Linked DNA regions of Homo sapiens: region 1 is linked to region 2. A link is a loop called in an ENCODE intact Hi-C map of the cell type or tissue named here. Cell type or tissue: ascending aorta. All regions are shown on one strand. Links, peaks and the distances in the headings refer to the core of each region. The heading gives the core; the rest is flanking DNA. Region 1 has its middle 51 kb from the start of KU-MEL-3. Region 2 holds the start of KU-MEL-3 (a long non-coding RNA gene).

What was found. A loop is a pair of places that touch in the nucleus more often than their neighbours do. Peaks named below come from ENCODE experiments on the same cell type or tissue, not always from the same donor. Only the 100,000 strongest peaks of a DNase experiment are listed, where the experiment ranks them.
Region 1: it touches region 2 in a loop (2.4-fold over the local background); 2 of 110 quality-filtered maps call a loop at or near these places.

The regions. Positions count from the first base shown.
Region 1 is chr6:4,654,087-4,669,331 of GRCh38, reverse strand. No RefSeq gene overlaps it. Among named protein-coding and RNA genes, the nearest start is that of KU-MEL-3, 51 kb to the right of the region's middle. RefSeq lists enhancers at 4,963-5,257, 8,072-8,890, 13,034-13,605, 13,606-14,177. In ascending aorta, for the core only: a CTCF peak has its summit at 8,438; DNase peaks (open chromatin) are centred at 4,991 and 8,245; H3K4me3 peaks cover 712 bases; H3K27ac peaks cover 1,838 bases.
Region 2 is chr6:4,603,542-4,618,786 of GRCh38, reverse strand. KU-MEL-3 (a long non-coding RNA gene) reads right to left here and starts at 8,222. Exons shown (of 2, transcript NR_122107.1): 1 at 7,975-8,222; 2 at 6,868-7,809. In ascending aorta, for the core only: no CTCF peak of the experiment used is centred there; DNase peaks (open chromatin) are centred at 5,866, 8,336, 11,156, 11,536 and 1 weaker place; H3K4me3 peaks cover 683 bases; H3K27ac peaks cover 2,196 bases.

The sequences.
Region 1 (15,245 bases), core at 4,259-12,258, 50 kb before region 2:
GCAAAATGCTGGAGACTTCACGAAGTAATGAGATTCACCCAAGATCATGCAGCCAGAGAGTGATGGAACCAAGACCCAAGGCAGACCTTTGGATTCCAAAGTCCTGCCTTTTATGTCACACTCCATTGGCTCACTTGGAAAGGGTAATATGCCACCTGTAGTTGTGGAGGGAGACAGCTGTGGAGATGTCCACCAGGCAGGTAGAACGTTGGACTTGGATCTTAGGTGCTTGGTGATGCAGTAGAGAGAAGCTTCTGGGAGTGATTTGTGAGCAAGAGAGAGCAAGTTAGGCCAGAAAGCAGGCAGCTGGGAAGCTGTGACAATGTCTAGGGACAGAGCTTGATGGGGAGCAAGTGACTCAGCACACATGAGATCGGAGGAGAAAGGAAGATTATGGGCAGGAAGGCTCCTGAAGGGTTCTGGAGTGGCAGGCACAGGCAGTCAGAGGGCAGCCACTGGACATGGGGCATCTTGGTCAAAGGGTGACAAAGAAGGTTTCAGAAAGCAAGAGTGGCAGAGAACTGAAAATATAAGGTAGCAAGAAAATGCAGTCATCTGGGTCTTTTTCATGTGAGCTAACCCAAGTCGCCTGACATCCCAGGACTCAGTCTGCCGCTCTGTGAAATGGAGAAGTTGTGTAAGGCCTCTCTCCCCTTTGCATTAGACCTCACTTCCCACGCCTGTCCACAGGGCCTGCTCCGATGCAGCTCTTCATTGTCCCCTGTGGTTTTGTTTTGAGCCTGACTCATGTGCCCTCTCCATTGCTTATTAATGCTTTCCTTAAAAAGAAAAAGAAAGATCAACAATGGTGTTGCCCCTCTGTGAAATTAACAGCCCAGGGAAGAGTCTCGCCTGCCCGAGGGCAACCTTGCGTGGCCAGCGTTGGTGGTCTCTGCTCTCATCTGGCTACCTCATCACTGGGACAAGTATAAAGATTTAATTTCCAGGCCTTCAACATCCAGAAACTTCTGTGCTGGTAGCTACTAGTGACCCTCTAGGGAAATCTTACCAAACTGATTACAAGCTTTACAAACTTTATTTTAAATTGGAAACATATATTTCCCTACGTACAGATGAGTGGCTTTGCATCTGAATGGCTAACAGCCGCCTACTTGATATTCTGGTCTAATGGGTGACTCTGAATTGCATCCTATTCGTGCTTCTCAAAATGTTTTGTGTTTACTGAATACCCATGACTTTTGAATGAGTCCTGGTGAGTTCCTGACAGTGTTTATTTTTAAACTTTATTTCCCCCTTTTTGGGGGCTAGGTTAATCTCAGTTCTAAATTACAAAGATTCTGCCAAGGAAGAGAGGAAGGCTAAATATTTCTTGTACGTATATCCTGCTTCTCAGCGTGTTTGAAAGTGTAAGTGGGGTGCCCTGGTCCACTTGTGGAGTGATTTGCTGGAAGGGGAAATTGCAGCTTTTCTGATGAGGGGAGACAGAGCCTTACTTTTCCAGGTCTGTGGGAAGAGAGAAGAAGGCTAGGGGTGGAGAGATTGGGAGTGCTGACAAGGCCTGTCAGCTGAAAGTTCACTTTCTCACTAACTAGTATCAGTTAGTTAGGGCTGCCAAAACAAATACCACAGACTGGGGGGCTTAATTTATTTCTTCATAATTCTGGAGACTAGAAGTTCAAGATCAAGGTGTAGGCAGGGTTGGTTTCTTCTGAGACCTCTCTCCTTGGCTTAGATGGCATCTTTCCCCTGTGTTCTCACGTGGTCTTCCCTCTGTGTGTGTCTGTCTCTTCCCCTACCTATAAGGAGACCAGTCAGATTGGATCAGAGTCCATTCTAATGACCTTGTTTCAATTTATATAAAGGCTCTCTCTCCAAATATGATTATACTCTGAGGTACTGGGTGTGAGGACTTCAACATATGAATTTTTGGTGTTACATAGTCCAGCCCATAACAACCTTCTACCCATTAGAAATTCAGTGGGGTTAAGGCACTCTTGGAGGGCACCTGTCATTCATGCCAGGGCAGTGGCCCTCATCCTTTTTGGCACCAGGGATCAGTTTTGTGGAAGACAGTTTTTCCAAGGACTGGTGGGAGGGATGATGGGGGAGATGGTTTCGGGATGAAACTGTTCCACGCCAGATCATCAGGCATTAGTTAGATTCACATAAGAAGGACACAAACTAGATCCCTGGCATGCACAGTTCACAGTAGGGTTTGTGCTCCTCTGAAAATCTAATGCTGCTGCTGATCTGATAGGAGGTGGAGCTTAGGCGGGGGTAATGCTCACTCTCCCACCACTCACCTCCTAGTGTGCAGCCCAGCTTCTAACAGGAGGTGGACAGGTAGAGGTCTATGGCCCAGGGGTTGGGGACCCTTGTGCTAGGGTGTGAATTGCTCAGTTTCTTCTTCTCCCAAGCACCTGGCTGAGATCAGCCACAGTGACTTTAGTATTTTTGGAGAGTAGACTTTGGAGAAGGATATTTCCAGGAAAGGCGCCATAACTGGGAATTTGGGAGAGCACGGGAGAAGTGGTCCAGGTTTGACTGAGCTGAGAAGCTGGTATTAGAGTAAGAGTAAGTGGAGGTTAGGGCAGAAAGAAGGAAGAGACGACACCATGCCTAGAATTAGGCTCTCAGAACCTTAGGCTGTTACAACCAGAAGGGATCACTGGAGATCATTCTCCCTGCAGTGTTCCTGGGCTGGAAGTCTTCTCTTCACGGGGCACAGAGAAGACTCATTTCTACAATCTCCATTCACTACATACCACCTGGCAACTGGCAGCTGTCCACAATATTGAATATGGAGAGGACAGGTCAGGAAGGCACATGTGTGGAGGGAAGTATGTTTAAACGGTGGCTAATATAGCAGATATCTCCTATTTGTTATCTGTTCATCAATCTCTCTTCCTTTTTTCTGGCAGCATACCCTATTTCTTTGACACCAGAAGTGGGTATGTGACCCAGGATGGGTAAATAATTTCACTGATGTGACCATGGTCACTGTTCTGAGGGGTACACTCAAAGTGAGCCAAGCTGAGCTAACTTGTGTTTTCCTGCGGTTTTGAAATTGGAGCTGGGAGGAAAGCTCTTCCTCTCTGGTTGGAGAGCTGCTAAAGATGTGAATCAGAGCTGCTCCCATGAACCCACCCCAGTGAGAAAGTGGATTGGCTGGGTGAAGTCCACACAGAAAGAGAAACTGAGGCCAGAGCACAGTGGGTGAACCCCGATGGGGTCTGAGTCCCCAGCTTGGTGGTCTGCGTGGCTGTCTCCTCTTCTGCCTGTCCTTCTCTTGGTTTGCTCCCATGAACTTAGCTTGGATTTCTGCCACTTGGATTTCTGCAACCAGAAGAGTCCTGACTAATTCAGGTAGAGCTTGGGTTGCATTAAATCTTGTGAAGAATATAAGGAGAACGAAAAGGGTTGGAAAGCTATGTCATGAGCAGGAAGAATGAGAAAAGGAATCGGTCCATGACCCAGAGAAAATGGCACAGTGCCATCTGATGATTAAGAAATATCAAAACACCTTAAATTATCTTTGGTCATTACTTCCTGAACAAGAATCTTCTTCAGATTTGAGAGGAGCAAATAAACTTGGCTAAAAGGGAAATTGAAATCCAAGATAAACGAGAAAACAGTAAGAAAAGACCACCAACATTTGAACAAGCTTATTTGAGCCGTGCTGAGTCATCCCAGTGGAGTGTGGACACCTTTCCATGTAATTTGGAGACAAGTTCTACTTTTGGAGGAATTGTGACAAGGGGGTGACATGCTGTAAAAGTGGAATGAGTGTTGGAGCAATTGTGGAAAGGTGTGGGGGATCCAGGGTGGAGGTCTTAGACCCTCCAGGGAAATATCACACCTTGATGTTAGCAAGGTGTTCCACAGAGCCCTTCATGACCAGCTTGTGGCTGAACCTCCCGTCTCAGACAACTAGAAATGGAGAAACAGCAGCATTGCTCAGTGGGTGGGGAGTAATGAGAGGGGGTGACAAGGGAATGAATTTTGTTTTGGCCAGGCTGCTTTCGAGGTGCCTGCAGACCATCTGTGTGTGGCTGTTCAGATGGCAAATCAAACATTTTGATCTAGAGCTCAGAAGAGAAGTTGGGGCTGGTGAGGCAGTTCTGGAGATGGTGAGTAGAAAGGGGGAAGGCGAGTAGAAAGGGAGAAGGCAGATGGCAAATGAAGCCCCCTGGGGATTCCACACATAGAGAAAAGAGAAGAGCAGGTGCAAAGCCAGAACCTTGGGACAGCTTACATTTGAGGTGGAAGAGAGGAGTGTGTGTGGTGTGGCGGGGTCGGGGGGTGGTGTGGAAGAGAAAGAGGGAGAGAGAACGGAGGTTCAGAGACAAGAAGGACTGGGGGTGGCGAAAGGGAAGACAGCCTCCAAAAAAGGAGGCAGTGGTCAAATGCTACAGGATGGCACCGCTAATAAGAAAGATGATCCTTGGTTCTGGATGAGGAGGTCACTGGTGAGCTATGAGAAATCTGTTTCAATTAACAGTGATATAAAAGTTGAATAGAAAGAGGGAGTGGATGATGAAAAATATCTCCTCCTTTCCTTCCTCTCCCAGTCACTGTCTTTCCTCACTTCTCATCTCTTATCTGCCCTTCAGTAGTCTTTCAACAGGGTCCTGCTGTGGCTTTCTTCCTGCGTCCACACCAGCTTCCACGCTGCCCCCAGGCTTCCCTTCCCAAAGCACGGCCTAAGGAAGAACATGCGACCCCAACCCTGGTATTTTAGTTGGAGAAATGCTGACTTCAGAGTTCATGCAAGTGAATCCTGACATCTCAGCAGCCTAGCATCCTGTAACTTCCTCACTCAGGAAAAGTCCCTTGGGAAGTGGGGCTGGGTGGGAGGCGGTGGTGTGCTCCCCGGCACACAATCAACCAAGGATGACGTTGGTGGAGGTTCTGTTGTCTCCATGGTGTGCTCCAAGCTTGCCATGGGTGTTGCCATCCAAACTAGCAGAGAGAGAGTGTGTCCAGGCAGAAACCCCTGGATGGAGGCCCAGTCACGGCCTGAGGAGGTGGGATTCAGGCCAGTCCTGGAAGTGGTGTACATTACATCACTTCTACTACCTTCTGTTGGCCAGCATTGAGTCACATGGTCAGACTTAACTGTGGGAGAAGCTGGGGGAATGCAGTCCAGCTGAGTCACGCGAGGAAAGGAGAAACGTAGCCAGGCTCTGGTAGTCATGACCTTCTAGGCCTTGCAAACTTGAACCCAGTCTGCTTTTGCAGTTCCATCTTCTTGGAGTTTGACCCAACTCCAAGGCACAAGAGAGCATAACTTAACTGCTCTTTAAACATACCACGTACATTCACTTTCCCCCTCCATCAAGAATATCCCTTTTTTTGAGACAGGGTGTCACTCTGTCGCCCAGGCAGGAATGCAGTGGTGCAATCTCAGCTCACTGTAGCCTCTAACTCCTGGGCTCAAGCAATCCTCCCACCTTAGCCTCCCAAATAGTTGGGGCTATAGGCATGAGCCACTGCACCTGGCCTAAGAGTATTCCTCCTCCCAATACCTACTGACTTGTTGAAATTTCACTCATGCTCTAAGCTAACCAGAGGCATGCCACTGGTTTTACAGAGCCTTCCTCTGAGTTGCAATGATTTCCTTCCTTTAGTAATTTGTTAGCTCCAGACCCTGTCACTCCTTGCCTCCTGCTGGTATCGTAGTTACACATGTTCCCGTGGCCTTCTGTAGGCACTGACTGCATACTCATTCAGGGCATGGTTAAGTTATAGTTATCTTGCTCACTCTATAATTATGCTAACTATAGGGCCTACCGTCTCAAATCAGAGCGTGTGGTCTGAGATGTCTTCCTGTACATGCACCAGGATCAAGTGGGTAAAATACTGGATACCGGCAGTCTTCAGGAATATCCCGGAACAGGATCCTGAAGATGCAATGGAAACCCAATGTATATTGTTGTTCTGGAATGGAATTGAATTACTGTTATCACTGAGTAACATACAAAGCAAGAGAAACTTGCAGGGACTTTTCAGATCATGCCTAAGCTGGCTTGGGACATTTCCCAGGGCACTGGTTTACCCGGCTGATTCCTAATACCCCTAGACTGACTTAGCCATACTGAAATGCCCAGACATTTCATTGAAAATGTACAGAAATCAAATACAGCAGAAACGTGATGTTTCATGCTCGGTGTTTTGTGCTTGTGCGTGACCATTTGAATTGGCACTCCTGGGTCCTGAGATGACTTGAAGACGAATGGTTTTATCTCGGGTCTATTATGGTTCGTTCAGCAACTGGAAGCTTGTTTACAGCTCTGTGGCCGAGGGCCTGGGAACTGTCTGTGAATTATTTTGTCAACAAGTCAACCAGGGATGGCTGGCTTTGAGTCTGCTTTTTGCTTATATTTGACCCTCAATTATGAGATGTTCATACAAGGAAGGCATTATTTTAATAATAAAAATGTTTGCAGGCATCTGTTCCATTCATGGCTGAGATTTTATTGGCATTCATTGGAGTTGAAGTGAGAAGGAGCAAGTGAATTGGTTGAGCTGGGGCTTGGCCTCTGAGGGGAAGGGTCTGGGTTGCAGTGTCCTGGGTGGGCTCCTGTCTGGTGGGACGGAAGATCACTCCCCAGCCTGCCACCACGTAGTCCTCCTCCCTGAGCTGTGTGACAGGGAATGTGGTTAAAGGATGAATGAGTCATGTGGAACTGCCACATGGCTGGTCCTCCTTCCCCAGATCCTGAGAGAGCCTGCGGGGAGCTCGGTGGGCATTTGTTAAAGGGCCCTCCATCCAGCCCAACGCCCCAGATTTTCCTTTTCCCACATTCCTGTTAAAATAGCAGATGTTCCAAGACACGCCTCTGTGTGCCTGTGCCCGCTCCGGTTCCTGTCTCTGGAGTGCGTCCCCCAGCCCCCAACCGTCTGACCCAGCTAGAATCCAAAACAGTCTTCAGTCCTCTCCAGTAACACTTCCTTCATTCTTCTTCATGTTGGCCTCACCCATTTATTTATTTATTTACTTGTTTGTTTATTTATTTAGAGACAAAGTCTGGTGCAATCTTGGCTCACTGCAACCTCTGCCTCCCAGGCTCAAGCCATCCTCCCACCTCAGCCCCCACTCCGAGTAGTTGGGACTACAGGCGTGTACTGCAACACCTGGCTAATTTTTGTATTTTTTGTAGAGACGGGGTTTCACCACATTGTCCAGGCTGGCTTCGAACTCCTGAGCTCAGGCAATCCTCCCGCCTCAGCCTCCCAAAGTGCTGGGATTACAGGCGTGACTTGCTGCATCCAGTCTGCACTCAACCAATTATGAACTCAGAGTTCTGGGGTCATTAAAATTTTTTTTTATTTTTGGTAGAGAAGGGATCTCTCTGTTTCCCAGGCTGGAGTGCAGTGGTATGATCATGGCTCACTGTAGCCTCAAACTCCTGGGCTCAAGTGATCCTCCCATCTCAGCCTCCCCAGTAGCTGGGACTATAGGCATAAGCCACCATGCTCAGCTAAGTTTTTAATTTTTTTTTCTTTTAGAGATGGGGTCTAGCTATTTTGCCCAGGCTGGTCTCACATTCCTGCCTCAGCCTCCCAACAGGGAAGACAGGTGCCTATGAGCATGTACAGCTGGGTTCATCTTTAGTACCTGTTGGTGCTGCTGCTGCTGCTTTCTAGACACCAGGCCGGGAGCTTCACCTCTCTCAAGGCAGACTGCCTAACTGAGGGCTTCCCTGGCCTAGGCTGTGAAAAGGGAAGAGTAGTAGCCCCTGCCTCCTGGGACTGCTGGGGGGCTATACAGGTAAACCACGGAAGAGCGCATGCTCAGGGCCTGCATGTGGCTGGGAGCTGGCTCAGGACTCCTGGGAAGAGGTAGCTCACTTTGCACATAAATAGGCAGTGAGAGAGGCGGGGGACGCACGCAAAGCTCAGAGCCCAGGTATGTTGGGAAGGGGCCACGGAGTCATGTGTCGTGGTTGGTGGGAGCCAGGGCTGCTGCTGGTTCTCTCCTGATAGCTGATGGCCATGGTGATGGGGGGCAAAGTCCAAATGGCTTGTCTGGGCAGAAGTCCCTGTGGGGGTCGATCCTGGGCCAGAGGAGGTGGTGCTCATCCTCATAGAGAAGAGCTTTCCTGCAAAGAGAGCTGTCCACAGATGGACCGTGGAGCTCCCTGGCCAGAGAATGGGAGGAAAGCTGAGTCTCCACAGGGTCGGGCCCCGGGAGCACAGTCACCGTCTCCTGGCTTGTCCCCAGCGCTGCTGGAAGGGTTGTACTGTACAGTGGAAGAAGAATGTAAATATCGTTGCACACAGGGATTATTTTTACTGGTAGACGTCATGGTCCTCCTCCTCCTTTAAGAACAAGTGTTGGGTGTGGGGTGGGGGCAGATCAGACCCTGCCTGTTGGAGACAACAGCAGAGACGGAACTGTGGGAGGAAGGGAGGCCAGGACCAGCCAAGAGGGCTGGCAGCTGGCCCCCCCAATCCCTGCTGCGGGGGCGTCCTAGTGAAGTTTCTTGCCTCCTCAGCCCTCTTGTGCCCTCCCGAGGTCTTGCTGCTTTTCAACCATCTCTGGCCTGAGTAAAGGTGGGGCGTGCCCCTGGGGTGGGAGGGGGGCTGCTGGGCTGAGGATCCCACACAGGGTGGACCTTTGTTTTGTGGGGCGGGGTCGGGTACAAGGTGGGCCTGGCATGGAAAAATTAAAGGCCGCCAGAAGGGAGTTGGCAGGGGCCGCCCGTGAGAGCCCATGCCTCTGAAGAGCTATTTATAAATCGGGCACAGGGCATTCAGCTTTCTGGGGCTTCCCTTCCTCCAGGGCATGGTGGGACCAGCGCTCCTGCCCGCTGGGGCTGGGGTTGCCAGGCTCCTCGCCTGGCCATGGGAGCTGCATGGTGTCATAAATGGACTCAAATGCCACAGTTAACTGTGGCTGGTGTCTATTTTATGTCAGAATATGGAGGGGTGGTGGGTGGTGGGCAGGGTGGAAGTGGAGTTTGCTTTTTTCCCCATTTGCTGAGGACATTATTTTGAACAAAAATATGTTCAGAGGGTTGAGAGAGAGCATCAAGTAAAGCTGTTTTATTGACAGTGAAATCATAGCTATTGAGGTTAACTCAGGCTGTTCATAAAAGCAACCCTGAAATAAGTGGCTTAAGAAAACAAGCTGCAGAAAGAAACAAATGAGAGAATTCTGCAGTGACCTTACAGGAAGAAAGTGTGGGCTGGGTGGAGCCCCAGACTGCAAGTGAGAAGCTCTGGGCTTAGTCCCAGTAATCGCTCTTACTGGTAGTGTGACCTTGGGCCAGTCACTTAACCACTAGGCCTCCATTTTTCCCTCTGTAAGTTCACCTAATCATCACTGCACTGCCAGCCTCACTGAGGTGCTATAAGTCTGTCTTGGTAAGCAATATTAAAATATGGGTTTTGCCCCAGCACTGTGGATCATGCCTGTAATGCCAGCACTTTTGAGGCAGTAGGATGGCTTGAGCCCAGGAATTTGAGACCAGCCTGGGCAACATAGCAAGACCCTGTCTCTAAAAAAAAAAAAAAAATTAAGGAATCATGCTGCTATAAAAACACATGCACACGCATGTTTATTGCGGCACTATTCACAATAGCAAAGACTTGGAACCAACCCAAATGTCCAACAATGATAGACTGGATTAAGACAATGTGGTACATATACACCATGGAATACTATGCAGCCATAAAAAATGATGAGTTCATGTCCTTTGTAGGGACATAGATGAAGCTGGAAACCATCATTCTCAGCAAACTATCGCAAGGACAAAAAGCCAAACACTGCATGTTCTCACTCATAGGTGGGAATTGAACAATGAGAACACATGGACACAGGAAGGGGAACATCACACACTGGGACCTGTAGTGGGGTGGGGGGAGGTGGGAGGGATAGCATTAGGAGATATACCTAATGTTAAATGATGAGTTAATGGGTGCAGCACACCAACATGGCACATGTATACATATGTAACAAACCTGCATGTTGTGCACATGTACCCTAAAACTTAAAGTATAATAATAAAAAATGTAGGTTTTATGAAAATCCACTGCTTTTTCTTGCTGGCTATGTGCACAATCTCTGTTCTACTTTTTGAAAACTGGCATCTTGCTTCTCCTGCGTCATGCCTGTCTATGATGCTGTTTCTCTGTCTCCTCAAACAGCCATTTGCTCTTGCCTCATGGCTGACTTTGGGGTGGTGCTGGGGAGGCTGGCTTTCTTAAGAGAAGCATGTGAAAATTTCTGTCTCTCTACCCCTCTGTCTGTCTCCCTGTCTCTCTCCCCACTCTCTTCTCATTCTCTTTGTGGTTTGAAGGATCAAATTCAACAGAAACTTCATCCTTCCAGTTGCTCCAGCCCAAACAAAGCCCTGGATCCCCCAGGACTCCTTCTGTCTTTCTCACCCCAATTCAATCCACGAGTAAATCCTGTAGACTGCATCTTTCAGGTTTGCCCAGAATGTAAGCCCTCCTCCTCCACGGCACCACCTCATCTGAGCCGCCATCATCTCCTGTCCGGATTGCTGCAATAGCCTCCTAAAGGGTCTGCTTCCACCGTCACTCCTTCAGTGCATTTTCAACATAATAGCAGGGTGATCCTGCAAAAATGTAAGCCAGATCCTGCCACTCCTGTGCTGCACTCTCTTGAGTCACAGTCGAGGTCTGGCCCCTCATTTCCTACTCTCCTTCCTGTTACCTGCCCTCTCCCAGTCATACACTCCTCTGTCTCACCCCTGCACATGCCAGTGGTGTTCCCACCTCAGGGCCTTCGCACTTCCTGCTCCCTCTGACTGCGCTGTTCTTCCTCCAGTCAAAAATGGGTCTCTTTCTCTCACCTCCTTCAGGTCTTCCTGAAATGTGAGGTCCACCCTGACCATCCTACTTAAAATGGCATCACCCACTTCCCCTGGGTCTTTCTTGTTTTAGTTTTCTCCGTAACAGTTACCACCATCTATCATACTGTATCTTTTACCTATTTACTGTGTGTCCCTCCCATACTCACCCTAGAACGTAAGTTCCATGGGGCAGCGATTTTTCTTAATTGTGTTCACTGTCCATTCTCCTTTAACATCTCCCCTTATAAGAGGAGTTAGGGAGTAATCCCTCATTTTCTTTTGTCTGGAAGAATTTTTCTTTTGTCCGGAAGAATTTCTTTTGTCTAGATGATCTGGTCCTTGAAAATTTCACCTCACCTGTAAACCCATGGGGGCTTGGTACTTTTTGTGTGTGTGTGAGAATAATTTTTCTTTAATAATTATAGCATTATTCAAGTTTTACCTTTTGGTTTTTTGCTTAAGTCAGTTTTAATAAATTATGTTTTGTAGATATTTATCTAAGTTTTCAAAATTTTTGGCATATTGTTTTTGGTCATATTCTCTTATTATGTATTATGGATACTTTATGTATAACACCCCCCATTTCATTCATAATATTACTTATTGTGACTTCTATCTTCTTGTCTTGACAAATCTTGAAAAGTTTATCTGTATTGTTAGTTTTAGTGGCGAACCAGTTCTTAGCCTTTTGATTCTTCTCCATTGTATTTCTGTTTTCTACTTTGTTGATTTTGGCTCCTATTTTTATGTTCTGAATTCTAATGTCTTTGAGTTTGTTGGTTCCTCCTCACTTCTTAAGACTAACACTTAGCTCAATAATTTTGGGATTTTATTTCATTCTAATATACGTAATTATCTATTAACTTCCCTCAGAGTACACGTTGGCTGCATCCGAGCAATTTTGATATTTGCTATTTTTATTGTCATTCAGTTTTAGATATATTAAATTTTTTATTATGATATTTCTCCTTTAACCCATGTGTTGTTTAGCAGTACTGCTAAATATGTAGTCATTTAAAATGTATACTTTAAACTTCTAATTTAATTTCATTGTGGTCAGAGTTCCTAGTCTGCTTCATATCTAAGTTCAAAATGTGTTGAGACTTTCTTTATGGCTTAGTACATGCTCAAATTTTTGCATATATTCCATGTGTTCTTGAGAAAAATGTATATTCTCTAATACTTGAAGGAACTCAATATATCCATTAGATGTCAGCTGAGTGGGTCATAACTTGAAATTGAGTGGTTCATATTTTTAATATCCTTGCTGATTTTTTTGTCTTCATCTATCAGTAACTGAGAAAGCCATGCTAAATTCACTTAGTTCCAAAAAATTTTACCTAATATACTTGAGGCTATTTTATTTTGTGCATTTATGTTTAAAGTTGTTGTCTCTCTTTTTTTTTTGACAGTCTCGCTCTGTCTCCCAGTCTGGAGTGCGGTGGCATGATCTTGGCTCACTGCAACATCCGCCTCCCAGGTTCAAGTGATTCTCCTGCCTCAACCTCCTGAGTAGCTGGGACTACAGGTGCTCACCACCATGCCTGGCTAATTTTTGTACTTTTTAGTAGAGACAGGGTTTTGCCATGTTGGCCAGGCTGGTCTTGAACTTCTGACTTCAAGCGATCTGCCCATCTTGGCCTCCTAAAATGCTGGGATTACAGGCGTGAGCCACCATACCCGGCTTGTTCTCTTCTTGATGAATTAAAGTTTTACTACTTTGTAGTGATCCTCTGGATCCCTAATAATGTTTCCTGTCTAGGAGCCTGGCTCATATGATACTAATATGCTACACAGCTTTCTTTTTGTTCATATTTGCCTATCATGTCATTTTCCATCCTTTTGCTTTCAACTGTTGTATGTCCTTATGCTTGAGTGTCTCTTATAAATAGCACATATCTGGATTTTAAAAATTCAATTTGTTAATCAAGTGAGTGGTGAATTCCTTCCAAATACATTTATTATTTATAATTATTATATTATATATTATAAATATAATCATTTATAATTATTTAATTATTGATATATTAGACCTGTTTCTACCTTCTTTATCTCAAGTTTTCTTTTTTTATCTTTTCTTGCTTTTGAAAAAAATGAATATTAATTTCCCTCCCTATGAGATAAGAACTTGAGTTTAGCCATCCTCCTTACCCCTGGCCTCTCTTGAAGAGGATGTGTTCGTCAGCTGTCTTGTTGATTCCGCCTCTGAGCTTGTTTTCCTGAGAGAGTACTGTACTGGTTTTTCCTCCAGCTCCACACCGGAGAGTTCCCAGGGGCTCAGGGAGGAGGGGGTGAATGCATGAGGTGCTGAGCTCCCTACTCTGAAAAACAACTCCTAAAATCAGGTCCTGACTTTTGCCCTCTAGAGAGAAGCAGAATTAGGAGAGATAGATGCTCTTAGAATATAATTCTCTAGCCCTGGGATTTGGAGAAGGAGTGAGAAGCCTGCAGCTTTAAAATTTCAACTTATATATTTTTTCAGCTCCTCACCCAGATTGAGTTTCTGCAAGGTCTGATTTTATTCCTGAGGACACGTGAAGCAGAGGCTCGAGGGCAGGAGCAGAACCCTGAGGATTCCTTGCCCATGTTATCGCCTGTAGCTGCTCTTGCTCTAAGCCCAGGCCTCCTCCTACAGCCACACATGTCCATAAAAGCACCCCCTTTTACTCTTGGGTTTCTTAAAATGTCTCAGTGCACATCTTCTAAGTTCCCAGGTTACCTTCAGGAAAGGGCCTATGCTGGAGATTGACAGCCCCTTGAAAGAAATCCTGCAAGTCCCTTTCTCTATGTGGAGCGCTCTCTTTTTGCTGCCACCCTACATTCCAGCCACGCTGGCCTCCCCGAGGAGCTCGGCCTGCACCTTGGAGCTGGTGCCCTTCGGGCTGCCCTCAGCTGCTCCTCTTGTTTTTCTCTCCTTAGCCTTTCCTTTATTCTGCAAAACCACATTCCACTCAACTCACGACTTATCCTGCAGAGCTTTTCCCAAATCATAGCAACTCTTGATCCAATGCACTCCACCTTGACCCAGATTTCTGCTCTATGGAAACCAGGGAGAAAGGTAGAGGGGAGGAGAGAGGCGATGATGAACCTGGTCATGGCGTTTGACAGCCCTTCCCCTCCCCCACAGCATCTATTTCCACTCTGCCCCTCCAGGACAGTCTTATTCACAGCATTCTGTTTCAGGGGAAGAACCATTTTCTTCAAAATCCTGATTTAAGAGCCTTCAGAGTCAGGGACACAGGGCTCAGTGGAAGGCAAGGATGATATTTGGGCTCAAAATGGGAGTTATAAGGGAACGTTGGGAAGAATGATGCTTCCTTGCATCAGCCTGCTTCCCTTGCTCTCTGCCTGGAACACCAGAAATCGGGATGTTCTTCCTACGCAGGGGGATGGAAAATTCACCCTTGGAGGGACTGTAAATTCTCAAGAGAAAACACCTTCAGACATTGACATTTTCCCAAAAGAAAAATCATCTTTCTGCTGCTTTATCATTTTCCGAAGGCAACCACTCAACACGTTCTACCCATGCTTACAGGACAGCCAATTTTAAGGCCCCTATCTTAGTTAAATATGAACAAACAGCTAAGGTGATCACCATGCATCCAAGGACAACTTTCAACATGAGAGGCTGAAAGTGGCATTATCTCTAGAAGGGACACACCTGCAGGGATTGGAGGAAAAGGAATCGAATTACAATAGCGTCCTTAGAGAAGATGAACAATTCGAGAACAAGAAAAAACTCTTTGGAATTACAGATAAGAAATCTGAAACAAAGACTTCAGAAAGAGTTGGAAGACAAAGGCCCTCTCCTAGAATGAAAAGACAAAAAGACAGACAACTATTAGATAAGATGGGAAGGTGTTTTCTGGAGTCCCAATATCTTTCTGGAGTTCTAGGAAAAGAGAATAGAGAAAACAGACAGGAAAAAATTTTAAATAAAGCGTGCATGAAAACTTCCTAGAAAAGGACTTAATTTTCCAGTTTTAATGGGCTTATTATAAGAACCTAATTTAGTGACTAAAAACTTTCAGAGGAATAAAAATGGTCACAAAGAATCAGGCATTAAGATCACATCAGGTTTTTCAGTAACAATGCTGAATTAATTCAAAAAATTGAATATTTCTAAAAATCTGCAGAAAAATTATTTCAGTATCTGTAGAGCTTCTCATTCGATTATAATGAGGGACATGCAAAATGTGTAAGGGTGAACTCATATCTCCTGGGCCTAAACTGCTTCCTAAATTTTAAAAATCAGTTTTATTGGGGTAGGATTTATGTATGCTAAAATTCACTAATTTCTATTTTACAAGTCTACTATTTGATGAGTTTCTCTCTCTCTCTCTCTCTTTTTTTTTTTTTTTTGAGACGGAGTCTCCTCTGTTGCCCAGGCTGGAGTGAAGTGGCACAATCTCAGCTCACTGCAACCTCCGCCTCCCAGGTTGAAGCAGTTCTCATGCC
Region 2 (15,245 bases), core at 3,578-11,577:
TCCAGAGATGCTGCCTCGGTAGTCCTGAGGCAGGGCCTGGGAGCATGCATGTTCAAGTTCAGGTGGTTCTGCTGTGGGTGTGTTTTGGAACACTGTATTAGACTACCCTGTTTCAAGTGATGACTTTTCAGATTTCCTTTTGTGAGATGTGGTCAGTACATTCAGCTGCTTTGGGATCATGATTATTTGACCAGATCATGAGTGTAGAAAATAATGCTGCCTTTTTTTCTTCTTTATAAATCATAATTCTTTTAATTTTATTTTCTTGCCTTGTTTTTAACATTTATTTATTTATTTATGTCCTTATTCATTTTTTGAGGCAGGGTCTTGTTCTGTCACCCAGGCTGGGGTGTAGTGGCATGATCATGGCTCATTGCAGCCTCGACCTCCCAAGCTCAAGCCATTCTCTTATCGCAGCCTCCTGAGCAGCTGGGACCACAGGCATGTACCACCACACCTGACTATTTTATATTCCCCAGGCTGGTTTCAAATTCCTGGGCTCAAACAATCTTACCGCCTCGGCCTCCCAAAGTGCTGGGATTACAGGCATGAGCCACCACGCCTGGCCTTAAAATTTATTTATTTTTAATTGACAATTTAAAAAATTAAGGAGTACATTGCAATGTACTCCTTAATTTTGTTATATGGTCTCACCCATATGTATACCTTATAAAATGATTGAATCAAGCTAATTAACATATCCATCACCTCACATAATTATATATATTTTTTCCTGTGGTGAGAACATTTAAAATCTACTCTCTTAGCAATTTTCAAATACACAATACATTGTTATTAATTATAGTCACCATGCTGTACCATAGATCTCCAGACCTCATAGCTCCTGTCTAACTGAAAATTTGTACCCTTTGACCAGCATCTCCTCATTTCTCTACTCTCTGCTTCTATGAGTTTCATCTTTTTCAATTCCAAATATAAGTGAGATCACATGGTATTAGTCTTTTTGTGCCTGGCTTACTTCACTGAGCATAATGTCCTCCAGGTTCATCCATGTTGTCACAAATGACAACTTCATTTTTATTAGTTGTGGCAAGAGGAAATGCATCCATTTCATCCTAAGGAGGCCCTGAAATCTTTCAACTTGGTGTTAAGAAGCAGAGCACAGGTCTACCTCACACCATTTGAAATAGCAATCTGCTTTCCTGGAAGGACTGTGCTTCCTGCTCTGATTCTGGAGGTCAAATGGAAACAATTCTTTGAAAGAGTGTTGAAAGCATTGGTTATTCACTTGGATCCTACAGCTTGGCCAGTGATAGATCTACAAACGCCGTGAAAAGCCTAGATTGATCCTGATTTCCTGGACAGGTTTAACTGAGTGGGGTAACAGTCAGTGGTGGTTCGGCTGCACCTAAAGCCTGAATGTTGCTTCTGCTGAGTGTCAGAGTCACAGACCCAGGCTACAGTTCTTGAGAGAAGGAGGCTTGTGTTGAGTCTAGAATCAATAGATTATGAATCTATACTTGGGAGGTTTGGCAAGGTGCCGTTTTAGGACCAGACCTAAGGTATTAATTGAGGAAAAAGGCTTTGCCTATATTAGGATCAACCACAGAGCATCAAGCCAAGGATGATATTCTTCCATTTTAAACTCTAATGGAGTTTACTCTGCTGGGTTTCAGACCTGCTTGCTATCTAAGACCCCCTTTTTTCCTTCCAGTTTCTCCCTATTTGAATGGGACTATTTGCTCCACTGTGGGACAGGAATAAGATAGATATTTCCATTCTGAAAACAGATAACTTGTCTGGTTTCATAGATTTACAGATGGAAAGAAATTTTGCCCAGGGATGAATCATACCTCAGGTCTCACCCATATCTGATTTATAGAATATTTGGATAAGATTTTGGACCTAGAGTTGATGCTGGAACGGTTTAAGACTTTTGGGGATGTAGGGAAGGGGTGAAATATATTCTGCCCATGAGAAGCACGTGCATTTTAGCGGGGTGGCGTGGGGAACTGTTAACTGTGTCCCCTAAGTTCAAGTGTTAAAGTCCTAATCCTCAGTACCTCAGAATGTGACCTTATTTGGAAATAAGGTTATTGCAAATGGAATTAGTTGAGACGAGGTCATACTGGAGTTGGTGGCTGGGGGTGGCGCTAATCTAATTTGACTGGTATCCTTATAAAAGGAGGACGCTTGGACACAGACATGCACACAGGGAGAACTCCATGAGAAGATGAAGACAGAGATTGCAGTGATGTGTCTAAAGCTAAGGAACACCAAAGGTTGCCCGCAACTATGAGAAGCCAGCGGAGAGGCGTGGAATGGATTCTCCTTCAATAGCCCTGCTTACACCTGATCTCAGGTGTTCAGCCTCCAGAACTGTGAGAAAATACGCTTCTGTTGTATAAGCCATCCATTTCTGGTACTTTGTTATGGCAGCTTTAGCAAACTAATACAGATTTTAGCAGGATTTAAAGCTTCATGGAAACAAAACTTCTCCGACAATTGTCTTCATCCCTAAGTTAATCAGCCCGAAGTAAATCCCTCCATTTTTTTAAAAAAGTTTTTACATTAGATTAAATGATTATTATTATTATTTTTTGAGACAGGTCTCGCTCTGTTGCTCAAGCTGGAGTGCATGGTGCAATTTCTGAGTGTTCTCTAAGCTCAACTTATGACGTTCCCTTGTTAACTTTGCCAAGATATTTTTGGCTTATTCTCCATTTTGGTCACTTCAGGAGTCAGGAAAGCAAGTCCGCAGTTTCCTGGTCCCCAGTGGCTGGGGCAGCTTTCAGCCTGTACACCATCTGCTTCTATGAAGACAGCTGGGCAGAGAGTTGGAGGCTTCTTATGTAAAAGATGTGAGGTTTGTGTCATGGGCTGCCACTTAAGAGGGTTTTGTTGTGGTAAGAGCTGAGCATAATAATTTTCTTTTTGATGAAAAGGGAGACCAGGCATGGTGGCTCATGCCTGTAATCCCAGCACTTTGGGAGGCCAATGCAGGTGGATCACCTGCGGTCGGGAGTTCAAGACCAGCCTGGCCAACATGGTGAAACCCTGTCTCTACTAAAAATACAAAAATTAGCCGGGCATGGTGGTGGACGCCTGTAATCCCAGCTACTTGGGAGGCTGAGCCAGGAGTATCACTTGAACCCAGGATGCGGATGTTGCAGTGAGCCGAGATCGTGCCATTGCACTCCAGCCTGGGCGACAGGAGTGAAGTTTTGTCTCAAAAAAAAAAAAAAAAAAGGGATATTTCTAAAGATGAAGCACGTGGAGAAACAATGTGTCCAGACCAGCTGTGGACACCATCCCAAATTCTTGCAAATACTAAAGAAGGTGTGTTAAACGTAGTTCAACAACTATGAGGTTGGTGCCAGGATCCTTGACCAGGGAAATATGGGCGTGGAGACACACCAGACTCATCTGAACAGGTTGCTGAATCTGATTAGGAAGGAATGCGTCCCTGATTGTACAATGCCTGGAACCCCCTGCAACGTCACCCAGGATACCACCATTAGCTTGTTCTTGTCTCAGTGAAGACCATACTGTCAGGTGTTCTACAACCTTGGATGTGAGAGAATGTATAAAATCTGGGGCTCTTGGGGATGGATGATGCTGAAGCCCGGAATTAAAAAATATCCCCTGGAGCTCGGTGTTTACTTCTCCATCCTGCTCCTTCCAAGCCAGAATCCTTAGTTACCACAATGCACAGCCCGGCAAGCCCTTGCCAACAGAAAGAGCATGCAGTTGTTTGCTTTTTGAAACTTAGGACTACCTCGTCTGCTGACTTGCCTACATCACCAGAGTTGGTGGTGAGAGGTGAAGCCAGCTGGACTTCCTGGGTCAAGTCGGGACTTGGAGAACTTTTCTGTCTTGCAAGAGGATTGTGAAGTGCACCAATTAGCACTCTGTAGTTAGCAAGGGGATTGTAAAATGCACTAATCAGCACTGTAAAAACGCACCAATCAGCACTCTGTAGCTAGCAAGAAAATTGTAAAATGCACCAATCAGCGCTCTGTAAAACACACCAATTGGCATTCTATAAAATGCACCAATCAGCACTCTGTAAAACGCACCTATCAGCAGGATCCTAAAAGTAGACAATTGCAGGGAAGATTGAAACAAGGGCATTCTGATAGGACAGAAACGGAACATGGTGGGGGACAAATAAGGGAATAAAAGCTGGCCACCGCCCCCACCCAGCAGCGGCAACCCACTGGGGTCCTTTTCCACGGTGTGGAAGCTTTGTTCTTTCCTCTTCACAATAAATGTTGCTGCTGCTCACTCTTTGGGTCCATGCCATCTTTAAGAGCTGTAACACACACCACCAAGGTCCACGGCTCTATTCTTGAAGTCAGCAAGACCACAACCCTACCGGCAGGAACCAACTCTGGACACATCTCGGGGGACTAATTTGTTCAGCTGGAGTGGATTGTTTTTCCCTGGTAGGAAAGTGTTTAAGACTTCCCTATCCAGAGAAGGCAGAGAGGGGTCTAGTGGGGAGTCATTTAGCTGTATAGGGGTGGTCTTCTGTTATAGGGAGAGGGGAGTTTGATATGTGGGAAGGGCTTCAAGTACAAAATGCTCTCAGGAGTTGGGGATGCCTAATGAACTGGATTCATAGATGAGAAAGAAAGGAGAGGGGCACTTCATCTTTCATGGTACAATCAGGAAACAAGTTCCTCAAAGTGGTTTCAACAGAGAGAAATTAATGCAGGGAGTTGGTTGCCCAGGAGGAGCTGAGAAGGCACACAGCAGATGGTGAGGCAGGTGAGAGACGAATAAGGCAGGAAGCCTCCACCAGCTGTGGCCTCAGAGGTGGGATTAGCCAGAGACCAGAAGCTGGGGCACCAGGTGGAAACAGAAACCAAACCAGGGCTGCTGAGTGGGAGCTAGAACCGTGGAGGAGGGCACTGTCTGATGGGAGATGGAGCTACTGTCCGAGATGGTGCTAGAGGTAAGAGGAAGAAATACCCTCGCAGGTCCTTATTTCCAGCACCTTTTGCTCGCACAAATTTCTGGAAAGCCATTTGTCAAGGAAACCAAGAAGGGAAAATGAGACGAAGGGCCCAGATGGAGCTGAGAGCCAACTAGCAGGTGACTGGCATGACCCTGATGAATGAGGTATTGTGTTGGGTGCCTTTAAGGGGCTTCTGTTGTGTGACCATGATGTCATTGGAGATCAGAAATGTGCATTTAGCTGTTTAAGGTCACATGAGGGCAGAGGCACATGTGAATGTGGGTTCTCTGGGTTGGGTTCTCTCATGCCATGGTGATTACGGTTTGCCCTTCTGGGGAGGAAGCAAACAACTGTCTACACTCTTTGTGGGCAAGAGCTTGCCAGGCTGTGCTTCATGGTCACTAAGGATGCTGGCTGGGAAGGAGCAGGATGGGATGCTTGGGCAGAAGAGGGATACAGCTGAGGAGTTGCAGGTGGGTCATGCAGGTGGGTGGTGGTTTAGTGCTCCCGCCTGAGCTTCATGGGCTCTCTAGCCCAGCTGAGGTCAGGTCGAGTACCCAGCACCCTGTGATAAAAGGAGGGCCTGCTCATTATGGTGACATTTCTTTCCGTGGTAACTGTCTGAGCCTTTTGCTCTGGACTGAAGATAAAAAGCCACCTCTTTGTGGGAGGAGGCCACATAGACAGGCCAGGGCTGGGAGAACAATGGGCAGGTACTCCACTGGGTTCCCAGCAGCAACATTGTAGGAGCAGCCATGTGAAAAACGAGAAAGTGGGTTTTGGCCATGGTTTGGGTTATGGAGGGAGAAAGTGAGGGAAACCTCCAGGTCATGCCAAGATTTCAAAGCAGGAGCGACAGCTCTTTGGCCCAAGTGCAGGCACAGCCCTTGTTGTAATGCTGTCTGCCAGGCAACGGCTACATTCTGGGAAGACAGAGGCAACCCCCAAATCCTTTGAGCTCATCTCTTTTTGACTCACAGATGGATCTCCCCCATGAGCAACACTTTGTGGAGTTTTGGAATGGATTTCGTGTTGCAACAGTGTTTTCTAGCTGGTTGTCTAATTTAAGTGGTGAGTCTGCAGAATGTCCAGGGAGGATTTGAATTCAGATGATAAGGCTGCATGGATTGCAATGCTGACAGATTTATGCACAGCATTGCAGGAAGGTCTCCAAGTCACTGAAAATGTTTCTGAAGGTCACTGCAAACTCTTTGCGTGGGACATAATCTATGAAAGTTTTGAGTTCTCCTTGTTTTCTCTAGAGTAATGATTCTGAAATACTGTTGCTAAGTGGTCAAAGCTACTTTTCTCAGCCCTTTTCTTTCTCCTCTCATTTTCTGTTGGTTCCTTCTGGAAGGAAGGAGAAGCATTTTCTCACTGAAGCAACATCTAAGTTACAATGCCTCATGCTCACCATTGCTCCAGGCCCCAGGGTGCTTTGCAGTTATGCAGTCCTGTCTAAATGAGTGCTCCAGTGGATGACAGAAAATGCTGCTTCAAAGATGTTAACCTGGATGCATAGAAAATTTTCTTGTTTTTTTGTTTTTTTTTTTTTTTTTTTTTTTTGAGACGGAGTCTCGCTCTGTCCCCCAGGCTTGAGTGCAGTGGCATGATCTCGGCTCACTGAATAAGTGTTGACTATAGAAAAAAAGAGAAAATTAGAAATGGTACCTTGACTCTACACTTCTAACAATCGCAGTCTGCTGTATTCTGGTAGTTTCCTGATGCGAAGGACGTTAAGCAACGTGTGTGTGTGTGTGTGTGTGTGTGTGTGTGTGTTTTAAATCTAGGATTGAATACAGACCATCTATTTTGGGTCTGAATGACCCAGTCTGGCAGTGGGTGATCTCATTCCATTGGACAATTTGGTCCAAAAAGCATTTCATTAATTACACTCAGCGCAACAACTTGCCCAGGAATCTGCTTCTGTGCTTGGAGAATAATCCCACTTTATAAACAATCCACTTTATTTAGCACAGGCCTTCAAGAAAACACCAGACACTGACATGATGAATTGCTCTCTTGGGAGCACGGGTGGGTGAGACTGGGGAGGAGGATGGGAAGTGAGAACTTGGTCCGTTTACCGGAAGACAGCAGCACACAGATCTGCTTGCACCCTGTACCTCATTGTCTAGGATAACAGGATTCCACAGCCTTGCCCTGATAGAAGCAACTCGGCAATTAATGGGTTGATGGCCCACAGTCCTTCCAAGGAAAACCCATGTTTGCTTGCTGCAGCCACGTGGACAACAGGCAGGCTCACCACAATGCCTGCAGGCCCTTCCTGGTCTCTCAATTTCACTCCTTCAACAAGCGTTTAGCAGATGCCTCCTCCTTATTACCTTCTGTATTAGGTGCTGGGGATACACTGGGAGAAGGTTCTTGTTCTTAAGGAACTTCTGATCCTACAGCAAGCCAGTGATGAGGGGAGAAGTGGTAGAATGGGGGGGATTCACAGCATGAGCACACAGAGGAGGGATACTCACTATGGGGCAGGGAGTGGAGGCTGGTGCTTAGTCGTCAGCATTCATTCTCTGGAACTCTGTGGACCCGTGCTTCTATATTTGCACATAGTAAGTTCTAATTTAACCATGAATTTTGGAAAAACCGTGATCATAGAGTTTCTTTCTCTGTCTTCCTTTCTCATCTCTTCCTCCTTTCTCTCTCCTTATGAACAGCGGTCTTTTCAAAGTTAGCCCATAGGATTGGGACCAAGCCTGAGATTCCAAACAGTGTTGGAGAGGGTGGAGTGTAGAGAAGCACCTGAGTCTCATGGTGAAGTTAGAGACAGGGACCCCGAGGCCTGGCATGATTGGAAGCAGGGCACAAAGATGAGTGTAGAGCAGAGGCCAGCGGGAGGGTAAGGAGCCTGGAGGTCAGGAGGCCTGCAGAGGGGAGAAGAGCAGAAACAGGGTCGGGAAGTGCCCCAACCCAGCAGTCCCTGCCTCCGCAAACAAGACTTGCTGGACACCAAGGCAGCCTCCTGACCTGACTTGCACACCAGTCACACACTTGCCTCCCAACAGGAATGACTAGACTCCGGAGCTCACCTGAGGCCTGCAGGTAGGAGCTGGAGAAGGATGAGGTCGGGGCGAGGAGTTCGCGGAAGCATTGGCAGGCCTGGACTCTCCTTTGCGCTGTTTCGTGGTTTATTTCCCAGCTCTAAACAAGGACGTCCTGCAAACTTCTGATGGGTTTGGTTTTGTGGTAACTTCTTAGAGAGCTCAGAGCATCAAGGAAGAACATTTCCTCAGGATGCTGAGGCGTGGACTGGCTTTCATCTCAATTTTCTTCAGCTGATTTCCTTCAATGTTGTTTTTCTCTTTTGAACAAAAGAATATGCTGTTTGTTCGGTCACATGGACTTGTGGTTACTCACCCGTGGAAGGAGGCCACCCCTCGAGACTCTGGCAAGAGCAGGGGAAATTCCTTTCAACACCAGCCCCGAGGAATTCTCATGATCCTGGTTTCCATTTTGGTCAAATTAAAGATGAAAGGACTCGATCCAGCACTGAGGAGGACGATAGTTTTGATTCTGAGGGAGACACAGCTAGATGAAAAACCAGGCTAACCTTTTATCTGGTATGAGAGTGGAGAGGCACATCCTGTGACAAATTGAGCATCCATTGTGTGAGGAATTCCTGCTTCAGGCCCCATCTCAGAAATCAAAGCCTTGTAGGTGAGGAGAAACAACCGTGAGGCGGCAGGTTTATTTATTTATTTTCCCACCAAAGTCTTAGATAACTTTACTGGGTGCCTGCCTTCTTTTTGGTTTTGTGTTTGCATAATTTTAGAAATGCCATTAGGAATAGCTGCTTTCCTAGAGAAAGTTTCCAGTTGGTAAAAACAGGACAAGCTGTTTTCGATAATCATGAACCTTTTCATTTGAAGGGTTCTTTTCCATACTCCTGACTCCCACCACCTCTGATATAGGTAATTCCATGAACTTTAGCACTTCTTGATTTGGTATTCTTTAAAAAATTTTAAATTGTGGCAATATACACATAACATAAAATTTAACATCATATCCAATTCTTTTATTTTTAAAAAGATTTATTTATTTATTTGAGATAGGGTGTCGCTCTGTTACCCAGACTGGAGTGGAGTGGTGTGATTACAGCTCACTGTGGCCTCAACCTCCTGGGTTCAAACAATCCTCTCACCTCAGCCTCCTGAGTAGCTGGGGCTACAGGCTCACGTCCCCACACTGTTTAATTTTTTAAATTTTTTGTAGAGATGGGATCTCACTATGTTGCCCAGTCTGGTTTCAAACTCCTGGCCTCAAGCAGTTCTCCTTCCTTGGTCTCTGAAAGTGTGGAGATTATAGGCATGAGCCCCTGTGCCTAACCTCCGGAAGTCTTTCCATCCTCCCGAACTGGAACTCTGTACACGTTAAATCCTAACTCCCCACTTCCCTAGCCCCACTCTGCAGTCCCTGGCATCCCCTTTCTACTCTCAGTCTCTACGAGTTTGACTAATCTAGGACCTTATATAGGTGGAATCAGCAATACTTGTCATTTTGTGACTGGCTTATTTCACTTAGCATAATGTCCTCATAGATTTGGCATTCTTTTACTTTGTCTTTAAAATACTATTTCCTCTTAACATCCAAGGGCTAACTCATTTAAACTTTGGAAAGGTCATCAATAAAATTTAAAAATATTTCCTAAGCCTGGAAATTGTAAAGACAAGTATGGATCTGTGAAACACCCTATTGCTTGCAGCAGAGCGGAACATCTCAGAGGTGAAAAACCAAGTGAAGAAGAGGCTCGTGTTAAGTGGCGCCAGCTGGGAACGTCCTGTACAGTAGGGCGCTGAGCCCTCAGGCCCGCAGCCAGGGGTAGGGGATTCTCTGCAGATGTGCCCTCCTCATGGCTGGTGCCGGTGGTCACGCTGCTCTCCTGGGGCCGTGGCGACAGCTGTCCATGGAGTAGGGCTGGCAGCGGCTCTGGAGGGAGGCATCTGCCCGGGCTGTCACCGGAGTGAAAGAACAGGAGGCAGCTGCGCAGAGGCAATGGCAAGGACAGGAGCAGAGGACACAGAAAAAACACCCTCGATCTCCTTGTGTGCTTTCCCCCAAAGCACAGGCCCCAGCCTGGTCATCGTGCCTCCCCAAAGTCAGGGAATACCCCAGAGGCTGTTCCTCCTCTCCGTGTTCAGGCCTGGCAGTCTGTTCTTGGACAGAGAAGGCTCATGCCAAGGCAGCTGCCCGGCAGTGTCACACGAATGCTGGAACAAGGGGGGCTGGGTGAGGACACCAGACCATTCATCTCACAGACACGGCCTTTAAAAGCTCCTTGAGGTTTTCTTATGTCTCAGTAGCAATGCAAATAATCTCTAAGAACCGTGACACCATCTTTTTCAAAGACATGTAATTTGCTACTGTCAATAACACGGATTTCCCACCCGAAAGAGCCAATGTGTTTTCTCGCTATTTATCAAATCTTTTATACTCTGATGACTAATGGAAAATACAATGGCAATTTGTTACTGTTTTGGCATTGTTTGCTATCAGAAGTGACACTGGAACAAAGGGGTAATAAGTTATGGTTGCATTCAAAGTTTATTCTCTCCTGCGGGAGTATACACACTCACATATCAATAGGAGTTGATAACTATAATGTGTGTAGCCTTTATGAATTATCTGTGTAATAATTTTCACTTTAAAAAAGCATGTTCCCATCCGTCAGTTCATTTCGGCATCACGAGAATGTTTATGATATTGTTTCAGTTGAACAGAACGAGACTTAAAGGAGAAATGGCTTGTCGAAGGCCCTATAGGAAGTCAATTGGGGCTAAAATTAGGTCTCCTGAGTCTTAAACCAGGGCTCTTTCCACTAAACTGTACTTGAGAAGAAGGTGTCAGAACCACAGGAAGCATGGTGAGAGATGTGTTTCTTTCTCCTGCTGACTTCTCCCCAGCCCCAGCCCAGACAATTCTGAAATGTTAGAGTAGTGATTGCTTGAGAACCAAGGGGACTATTTGGCTGAGCTGTTTAAAATTGCCGTTTTTAAAAGATTAAAACAGTCAAATATCAACAATTGCAAATGTTTCAAACTAATTGCTCTCCCCAGATTTATATAAGGTTATATTTCCCGTGTAGCGTCAAATTGGTCTTTTTATTGGTTAATTTGGCTGGTCGCTTTGCTTTCAATTTTGCTGCCCCTTGGTCTGAAACAGCCAGTGACCTCAGATCATTGTTTTAGTGGCTTCTGTAACCAAATCGAGCCAATTATAGAGGCAGCTGGCCAAACCATGCAATTAACCCCAAGCAAGGCAATTCAGGGTCATGTAAGTATGACTCACAAATGACCAGCCTATAAGAATTTTCAACAGGTCTAACCTGCTCTTGGTTACTGCACATTTTGCCTGAAAAAACAATTAGATCATATTCTTTTTCTGTTCATCTGGCATACGTTTGCATGAGTTCTGGTGAGTGGGAGATTTCCAAGGCTGTTACAGGGGGATCATTAGAAAATCAGGAGGGATCTTGGCCGAATGTCAAGAATGAAGGAGCAGCAAGTCAAGCCGCCAAGGAAACACACATTAGAGTCATTCGTTCTCACCACTCGGCGGAAGCTGGTAACTCGCTCCACTGGCCAGGCTTCCCACCATCTGGAGTGGAGTCCGGGTGCTCCTACCAGGGATGGATGAGCTCCAAGTGCAGGCAGCCTGGCACAAGGGCCGCGGCCACCAATGCTGGAAGATAGAGCCTCCTGCTTCCTGCAGACAGCAGAGCAATGAGGATGGCGCTTTGTGCCTTTTCTGGTTACAAGGTGCTATTGTGAATCACTTGATGTTGAGCGTGAAATTACATGGAGCTGTGAAGCCTTTGGTGCTGCCGACTGGGAGGAGCAGTGTTTCCAAGGTGTTTCTCTGTGTCCCTGTTTCTGGCAGCGAGGGCTTCATTTTCACTTTGCGTTCCAAGTGGGGAGAGTTTACAAAAGGGCAGGGCAGAAGAACAGTGGTTCCCACAGAAAGATTACAGATGCATGGGCTAATGTTAGAAAGACAGCAAGGGGCAGCTGCCCACAATCCCGGCAGGAACGTGTCAGACCATGCTGGAGGAAAGCAAAGTCAATGGAGAATGACTTGGTGCAGTGGAAAGTCAGCTCTATGGACCAAAATCCTTCAGCAACCCTGATTTGTAACATTTGCCAATATCTGTGGTGTAAAAAATACTCCCACTGTGGCCAATTTCAAATTGCCAATAGCTTAACAACTGGCTTGCAAAATTTCTGGGTGTTTGATACTCTTCTCTTTAGAGCCTGTGTGAGTTGGCTCCAAAGAGGCACTGAGTGGCTTAAAAACGGAAATCAGGCAAATGTATAAGCAAAGTTAAAGTTTACGTAAGGATATTGGGGTGAGAAGCAAGTGTCTCGGAGTGACCCATCCCCTGCCCTATTTCGTTTGCCTCCCTTTTTTGTAAGTTCTCCAAGGATCAGCACTCCCTTGACCAATCACAAGCATCCCAGTCCCAGGTGACCTAACCCACTCAGGCCCCACCCCTGCAGTCCCTAGAGCTGGTGGTCTTCCTACAGACCCCCTTCTACACTTGCGTGGCATCAGCAACGCGTGCTGCACCTGCAGTGCAGAGGTCTCGGGTTCCAGCAGGCAGGCTGAGCACTGAGGGCAGGTTGCTTGTCTCCTGGAGGGAGCCGTTGAGGAGCTGTCACTTCGCTGGAGCATGTATTGGCCTCAGATTCCTCCCCTAGCGGGCTCCATGCATAATTTTAAAAAGCCAATTGCAGGAGTAGGAATTCAGTTCAATTGTGGGGAAGGTAGAACCCAGCTTTTAGGTAGTGTGGGTTTATAATTCTATAGGATGGGCTTATTCAGAAATAAATTCATGTGACTCTGAGTGAAGAATTGAGTATCTAATAATAAATTTTTCTTCCAGTTATGCAACCATTAGTGCTGTGTTTGTGTTTTGGCCAACACGCTTTTTAAGCTAGGCCTCAGTTTCCTGAGTGCAAAAATGAGTGGCAGAAATGAACTGAGGTCTGAGGCTTCTGTCTGTCCTGGCATGCTGTGGTTCTGGGACGCTAGTGGTGCCAGGGCACCGTTTCCCCACACTTTTCCATAAAGTCTTCAATCCCTTTATACATTTGATTGTTGGTTTTTGTACTCCTGGGACACCTAGTGCTCCACTGAACATCACTATTTAGCTGTGCCACAAACAAGGTATTTTTTGGCTACACAAACTTGGAGTGCACTGTAGGTCAAACTAGCACTTTACTATGAGTTTTCCTTAGAATCTCTGATAGTCCAGGGTACATTGTGTATGTCTGTTTCCAAAAGGGAAACTCAATGCTCATGGATTCCCAAATGTTTTAACTGCAAATCATCTTGTTGTTTTTTTTTTAAATACTGTATTAGTCTCCTAGTGCCACAAATTGGGTGACTCAAAACAACAGAAATTTATTTTTTCACGGTTTTGGAGGCTGGAAGTCTGAAATCGAGGTGTTGGTGGGGCCATGCTGTCTGCAGGTTCTAGGGAGGGGGTCAGCTCCATGCCCTTGCCTTTACTTCTGCTGTTGCCAACAATCCGTGGGGTTCCGTGGTGCATCAGCGTCACTCCAGCCTCTGCCTTCACAATCAGGTATGCTCTCCCTGCATGCCTCTGTGTCTCCTCTTCTCTCTTATAAAATCACCAATCCTATTAGATCAAGGCCCAACCAAATCTATTATGACCTCACTTTACCTTCATTACATCTGCAAACACCCTATTGGCAAATGTGGTCACAATCACAGGTACCAGGGGTTGGGATGTCACCATATGTTTTGGGAGGACACAGATTCAACCTACAGCAGACAGTTTTTAACGTTTCCTAAAAGTGGGACTCCAATGAACAGGGCTTGGGAAATGCTGTCCCCAAAATTGAAAATTTATTAATAATTAGGATTCACTAACCAGATACATGATAAAACCTTTAGGCCAGGGGTTCTGAACCTGATACCAAGGGATTCATGGTCTTGAATGAGAAAAAAAATTATTTATTTGTACTAATTGCTAACTGAAATTTAGCATTTCTTTCACGTATGAGCATAGGCAACAAACCACAGTAATATCAGTAGTTCCTGTGAATTTGTTACCAAAGAAATCACAGAAATTTTCTTCTCACACTATAGTTGTTGCAGATATCTTGGGAAGTCACTTATTCTCGTTGCCATTTCAAAATCATGGTGGTTATTAGAGCTGCCAGTAGACCTTATTTAATGTGTTAATGAGGAAACAAATGTAATAATGTAAAATATTTTAGTATCTTGATAGCTGTATTTCCTTTTAATCATTTGTGTTTTGTTTATTGAAAACACTATTCTGGCCTGGTGTGGTGGTTCATGCCTGTAATCTCAGCACTTTGGGTGGTCAAGGCAAGAGGATCACTTGAGTTCAGGAGTTCGAGACCAACCTAGACTGTATAGTGAGATCCCGTCTCTACTAAAAATACCAAAATTAGCCAGGTGTGGTAGTGTGCACTTGTAGTCCCAGCTACTTGGAAGGCTGAGGTGGGAAGATCACTTGAGCCTGGGAGGCAGAGGTTGCAGTGAGCCATGATGGCACCACTGCACTCAAGCCTGGGTGACAAAGTGAGACCCTGTTAAGAAAAAGAGAAAGAAAGAAGGAAAGAGAGAAAGAAAAGAAAGAAAGAAGAGAGAGAGAAAGGAAGAGAAAAAGAAACAAAGAAAGAAAGAAAGGGAGGGAGGGAGAAGGAAGAAGGAAAGAAAAAGAGAAGAGAAGAGAGACCGTAAGCTTTACCAGCCAGCCAAAGGGGTCATGCCCTAAAAATGTTAAGAATCTCTGTCTCCACTTATGGCTCTCATAGCCCAAACAGGCCAGCTTCCCACAGAGGGTTTAACCAAGAGATACACAATAGCAGAATCTTTCCATTTTTACAATTAAAATACAACTGATAAATCAGTCAAATGTGGATATCATCATTTTATTTGTAAATAAAATATCAAAATAGGACAAAATATAAAAATAAAATGCACAGAGGCACAACAAAATGTTCCATTAATCCAATAATCTTCCATTGTTTTCACTGTATTCTTTATAAATAGGTCACATTACCAAGGAAAGATTTGTCTAAATATTGAGTTCATTTGGAAACTCTCGATATGCCTTGGAGTATCTGAATCATTTACCAGGAAACACATTTTGGTATGTGTATGTGTTCAAAGATATCAAATAGTTGAATATATTCTGTTCCTGTAAGGAATAGATCTGGGTTTGCCCAAGATAGAGGGGTTTCCTGAGACATGGGACTTCCCCTGCAAAAACTGGGAAGTCCTGGGCAAACAGGGAAGAGCTGGGCCA